Regions from separate parts of the Homo sapiens genome. Here region 2 is linked to region 1. A link is an interaction called in ENCODE POLR2A ChIA-PET data of the cell type or tissue named here. Cell type or tissue: CD4-positive, alpha-beta T cell. All regions are shown on one strand. Links, peaks and the distances in the headings refer to the core of each region. The heading gives the core; the rest is flanking DNA.

Region 1 (2,918 bases), core at 150-2,649:
AATGTTATAAGCTAAATATCTGATAGTAGGAATTTCTAAAAATTCCAGTCAATGCCTCTTCACCTCTCCTCCTTTCTGTAAGGCTTGCTATTATACTGTGAATGTCACTTCATCAGTGTAAACTGTATTTGTTCATCTGTAATATAATAGAATTGAAATAAAAGATTTCTATCATTTCTTGTAGTTCTCTGGATTTGGGTTTTGTACAGTCACTTACCTGTCTTGGTGTGTGTATTTTCTTTCCAGTTAATAAGTACAAGAGGCCTCCTACATAGCAGCTGGTTAAAATGCAGGGATGCATATCACGGTTTGAACAAAACTGCAATATGTACATGACATATTTCATCCCAATATGGAGGAAAGCTATGAATACTTTTAGGAAAATGGCCATATGCAAGCAAGCTGTGTTCTTTACATGAAGGAAAAATAACACATCGACCAGAATTATATTGACGATTATAATGTAGGGAACACAATCTTTTTTTGGAAGTTTTTATAATATTCTTGAACTTACAGAAATCTGCTATAAGGAAGTGATCAGATATAGATGAAAGATTTATGCAGAATGATGTTCATAGCAGCTTCATTAGTAACAGTGAAAAATCAGAAACTGAATTTTCCAACTGTCAGTTAAAGCACAATTCATATAGTAGAATATCAAAGTTAGGCTCTCAAAGACTATTTAATTTCACATTGGAAAATATCCACGTATAAAATTAAATGAAAATGAAGGAAAGAAAACATAGACAGTATTATCCTATTATTGTAATAATATATAGAAATGTAAATAAATGGAAACAGAGAGGGAGAAGGAAAAATACTCTAAAATGTTAATGTGTCTGGGTAGTAAGATATGTCTATGTAATTTATTTTCAGTGTTTACCATGAGCACTATCACATTCGCGGTCAAAAACCGCTCAGGAACGCTTTGGAGCCCTAGCTTTCCGAGCGCAGGTAGAGCAGCCCGGGCCCGCCCACGCCCCTGGCTTTGCGCGGTGCAGTTTGAACCGCTTCGGAAACAGCTGGCCCGGCGCGCGCGGCGGGAGGGACGCGAGTGCTCGGAAGAGCCGCCCCACGTGCTTTCGGGGAAACTGCCCGGGAGCGAGAAGGACTGGGATTGAGAGGAAACCGAAAAGCGAAAGTTAGAGCCTGCGGGAGCAGTACGCAGGCGCAGCACGCAGGCGCAGCGGGGCTTTCCCGCAGCCCGCTTCCTCCCAACGGTTTCTCCCTGGCGGCGGGCGCACTGCTCGCACGCTCGCCCTGGGGCTGCAGATCGGCTTGCGGGACGGGGTCCCAGAGAGGCCGGTCCACGCGGCCCGCACGCGCGAGTGTTAGCTCTGCACACGACGGAAGGCGGAGGCGCGGGTGGCTGCCGTTTCACCTTAGAGGGAGGGAGGGAAACGTGTCCTGATTTCTGCACCTAAGGTGCTGGAAACCTTACCCTTGCACTTCCACCGTTTCTTTCCTTGTCCTGAAAAGGTCTCTTTTACCCGCTTCACTTCGCTATCTACACAGTTTGCACTTGCACTGACTCAGATCTTGTCCTGTCTGGTAAGCTGTGACCCTCAGCCAGCCTGGGTAGCTGCCCTTGAACCAGAGGTTGGGGTCTGGCAGTTTCTATAGGCGTCCTCAGGCTCGGTCTGCAAGGGGCTTGCCTCTTTCTTCTGGGGTCTTCTCGCCCCCATGCCTTCTCAGTTGTGGTGATTATACCAGAAGGAACGTGGGAGAAGTATAATGGAGAATGCTTAGTCACTGGACAATGATTTCGAAAGTTCGGCTGGCTGAGGAAACAAGAGTTTTGTGTAATGTCTGTGACTTACTCAATGGTTCTAGGAGGCACGAGACTGAGTTTCTTTGGGCTCTGCTCGCCTACTCTTAAGGGGCTCTACCTTCTTAGGGTGAACTCGGCACCCACCTAGAACCTCCAGTGTGTGAAAGGGCCTACCTACCTCATTGGGCCCCAACCTCCAGCCTCTTGTGAGAGTGACGACCAGCCCCAAAATGGCTGCACACAAACAAGACCCTAAGGTACAGAGTCCTACTATGCAAATAGACGTTTATTTTCCCCTGTTAGAACAACACAGGACCAGCTATGTAATTTGCAGGGAGGGCCCGTTGCAAAATGAAAATGTGGGGTCCCTTACTCAAAATTAATGAAGAATTTCAAGAAGGCAACAGGAGAGCATGAAGCCAAGCGTGGAGCCCTTCTGAGTGCCTGCCCTGTGGAAGCCAGACCTAGGTGGGGAATTTGGGGGCATTTCTTGTATAGCAACCTTGTTCGATGTTCACTTAAATGAAGAAACAAATTTTATAACACCACTCACCTGTTTAAAAGCCTCTGCTGGCTTCAATTTGCAATAAGAATCCAGGGCCCGCCAATTTGGGCTCACCTACCCCTCTTACTCATCTTATCTCACCCCATACTTCACTAGGCTCCCCTCAATCCCCTTAGCCTCTTTCTGTTCCTCAGATACCCCAAGTTTTTACCTGCCTGAGCCCTATGCATACATACACTGGTCTTTTGGGATGCTGTTTTCCTGACTGTGTTCATGGACTGCCTCCTTCCCATTCTCTAGGTCTCAGTTCAGTCATCATCTCCTCAAAGACACCCTCATTGATTGCTTCTTCCAGTGACTGTATCACACTTGCAATCCTCATAACACTTGTTAAACCTATCCCTGTTTATTATTTGTCTGTTTTCATCTCTCCTCGCCAGCGTGTAAGTTCACAACAGGAGGGAGTTTGTTCTGTGTTAACAGCCTTTTCCATCCAGTATTCCATGAGACAATTCAGTCTAATCCCCCAGGGTATCTATGTGTGTAATGAATTCCCTGCTCTCCTGTATATCTAGAATGTCACTGTATGCCATCCCTGGGAGAACTGAGAAAATCGTCAAGCAAATCACTTTCTGTGTCTTG
Region 2 (2,918 bases), core at 219-2,718, 52 kb before region 1:
TGATCCAGTGTCTCAGAATATCTTAAGTTCCATAAAAGCAGGGATCTTTGCTTTTGTTTACCAATGTTTCCCAAACATCTAGTATAATGCCTGGCTCATGGCAGGTGCTCTATATAAATCTGATGAATTAATTAATGAATGAATCATAACTAACCAAAGGAAGCCAGTCACATAAATGGTCCTTACTTTGTTAATGTCCCAATTCAAAAGGTAAGCAGAAGAGTTTTCAAAACACTTTCTAGCTTTTTCCTGTCCTTTCCCTGGGTTAGTCAGTGACAGGACTGCTCTGTTCAGAAAGACTTGCCTTCATATTCCACTTTAGCTTTCAGGCAATAAATAGATTTCACTCATTTCATGCCATCTCAGAAAACCCTCTTTCCTTTAAAATGAGACATTTGTCCCCAGTAGCACACATAAGCTCTATGCTTATAAAACACTTTTCAAACTTAGAAACACCACACGAGAAATACTCAAACACAAACAAATATCCCTTAAGTTAGGATCTACTCAGTGACTTCTTATAATGGTTAATTATGTAGAATACAAACTTACACTAGTTAGCCAGGGCATATTTACTTTACTCCTTGGAGAGAGACCACTCTCAGTGTTCACTATAAATAAGCTTTATATTTCCTAGATGTAAATACGAAGATATGGAGATGAGAATAATCATTCTGGTTATGATGCCAACATTCATTATCAGGGAATAACACTATTCCATGATAATAGCTAAATACAACTTGACAGACTATGCCTAACTTGGTAATTATGCCTCTTACCCTTTTTTCCCCAATACACAGTGTATTTTACTTTGAGAAGACCTGGCCTTCTAGCTTTTGACATCTTTGGAAAAAAATGGCAGCTTTTTTGTGGGTGCAATAACTTCTCAGTAATAACTCATCTAATCGTGGGGGTGTAGATTTTAGATGACTGCTTTGGAGACAAGACAAAGTCCCATTTCTCATGTATTTTAAAATTAAAAACTGCTAATTTGGGGGTATTAGCAATACCCAGATTCATTTTAAAATAAGTGCTGAATCATCTGTATATTTGGGGACAGCTGTGGTCGCAAAGAACCAAAATACTTTTGTTTGTTTGCTTTTTATGGCACCTATTACAGCTGTTGCCAATAATATTACTCCTCTGACCTCTTCCATTGACATGTCTTAATCTGCCATAGCAATTCTGAATATGTGTAGGGCAGGTAAGGACAACATTTAGGAAAATAGTGTTATTGATCTTATTTTAAAATAAGGATTGAGGTACATGAGAAAAGCATCAAACCAATTCATAACGTCAGTAATTTTAAGAATCTTTATATTAAATACTATTAATGAGAGATTAATAGAATTTTAGAATTTTAATACTTCTTAAAAGTAAAGTCTCTTGGCTAGTGCAGTAAAATGAAACCATGCCGAATTCCCAAAGGGCAAAAAGAACTGACAGCTAAACCTCAGCAATTAGAAACAATATTGTTTTAATGTTGTCTTCTTTGTTTTTTAGTCATTTCAATTGTAAAATCAACTGAAACTTAGGTTCTCGCCATCTATATAAAAACTGAGAGAGGAGGCCTCAGATTGTATGCAGTGCCACGGAAAGCACTGTGTGCATATTATATTTAATGCAATACAGATACTTTAGCTTTAATTTTAAAACAAAACTCAAGAAATCTTTATCTCCACCAAAGAAGAATACAGCATTTGCATGATAATATAGTTGTGGTAGCAGTAGTGGAAAAACAAGATACAGCCACATAGACAGCAGTATGTAAAAGGGAAGAACCTTGTCAAACCCATCTCTTAATCTACTTTTTGTGTCAGTGATAAGGAAGGAAAAAGGTAAAAATACAGTATACTTCACGAAACATCATCCACTCAAAAAAGTGTCTGGAAAAAGTACAGGAGAGAGAATGGAACCATTCGCAAATGTGAAAAACACATATATCAGCGAAACATATGCAGTTCTCAATGCAGTTACATAGGAAATGAGTTTTGAAATGATCTGATTCTCATATTATCTCTGGTGTATTATTCAAGTTGTCAGTTACTGCTTTTTCTACTCCTTTCCCAATTTTGTGGCTAATAGACTAAATACCACCCTAATAACAAAAAGGACAAAGTAGCCCATTTAAGAAACATGAATTAAATTTCTGAGTTTATCTACATCTATGGTTAATTTCAACTTTTGAATGAGTGGTTGTGAATAGCCTAACTCCCTTGGGAGAACTGTAAAAATAATTGTATGTGACCAAGATGAAAGCAGAATGTATTCAGCTTTGGATATCAAACACAACTTGTGAATTTGGAAATGTACATCCTTCTATTGATATTAGCTAGTGTCATTAAGCCATAACAAACAGTAAAGCTAATATTCTCTTCTCAAGAAACAGAATTTGTCTTTGTCTTTAAATAGCCAATGTGAAAGATGTAATAAAATACACATTTTCCCCCTACCAGATCCATGATGGCTACCTTTGAAAGAGGACTGATATAATTGTATATAAACTTGGCTTTGAACTATTTCACAGGTAAACCAATGGAAAACTGCCAGTTACACTTAAAGCAAAGAAAACATGTAAGAATTCTCCCACAGAAATTTACCGTTCCTACGTCAAGCAGTTCCCTAAATAACCACTGATTTATCCAACAACCTATAACAGTTGGGCACTGACTTTATGCATAACATTTGCTAGATGTTGCTTAACTTCTCCTTTCCCAAAGGACCCTCATTCTCGTCCTGATACTTTGGGTGTATCTGGATGTTTTTCACTTGTGAAACCCACTCTTCAGAGAATGCCTTTCAATTTTACCTTCAGTAAGATGCATGATGCCCTTCAGAGTAACTGATGTTTCTGAGTTAGAGAAAAATTCACTTGCTATCAACAGGTTGCAGCGAATTTGCTGGCCTTTCTTTCATTT

Evidence for each region. Peaks named below come from ENCODE experiments on the same cell type or tissue, not always from the same donor. Only the 100,000 strongest peaks of a DNase experiment are listed, where the experiment ranks them.
Region 2: POLR2A ChIA-PET joins it to region 1 with 14 read pairs; 6 of 35 experiments call an interaction of 5 or more read pairs at or near these places.

What each region holds. Positions count from the first base shown.
Region 1 is chr2:191,019,317-191,022,234 of GRCh38, forward strand. It overlaps STAT4-AS1 (STAT4 antisense RNA 1), which reads left to right and starts at 2,210. Exons shown (of 3, transcript NR_136318.1): 1 at 2,210-2,239. LOC124900514 (a long non-coding RNA gene) reads left to right here and starts at 1,227. Exons shown (of 2, transcript XR_007087796.1): 1 at 1,227-2,028. RefSeq lists enhancers at 890-1,339, 1,483-2,100. In CD4-positive, alpha-beta T cell, for the core only: no CTCF peak of the experiment used is centred there; DNase peaks (open chromatin) are centred at 1,095 and 1,795; H3K4me3 peaks cover 1,651 bases; H3K27ac peaks cover 2,142 bases.
Region 2 is chr2:190,967,689-190,970,606 of GRCh38, forward strand. It overlaps STAT1 (signal transducer and activator of transcription 1), which reads right to left. Exons shown (of 25, transcript NM_007315.4): 25 at 1,461-2,918. Among named protein-coding and RNA genes, the nearest start is that of STAT1, 45 kb to the right of the region's middle. In CD4-positive, alpha-beta T cell, for the core only: no CTCF peak of the experiment used is centred there; no DNase peak of the experiment used is centred there.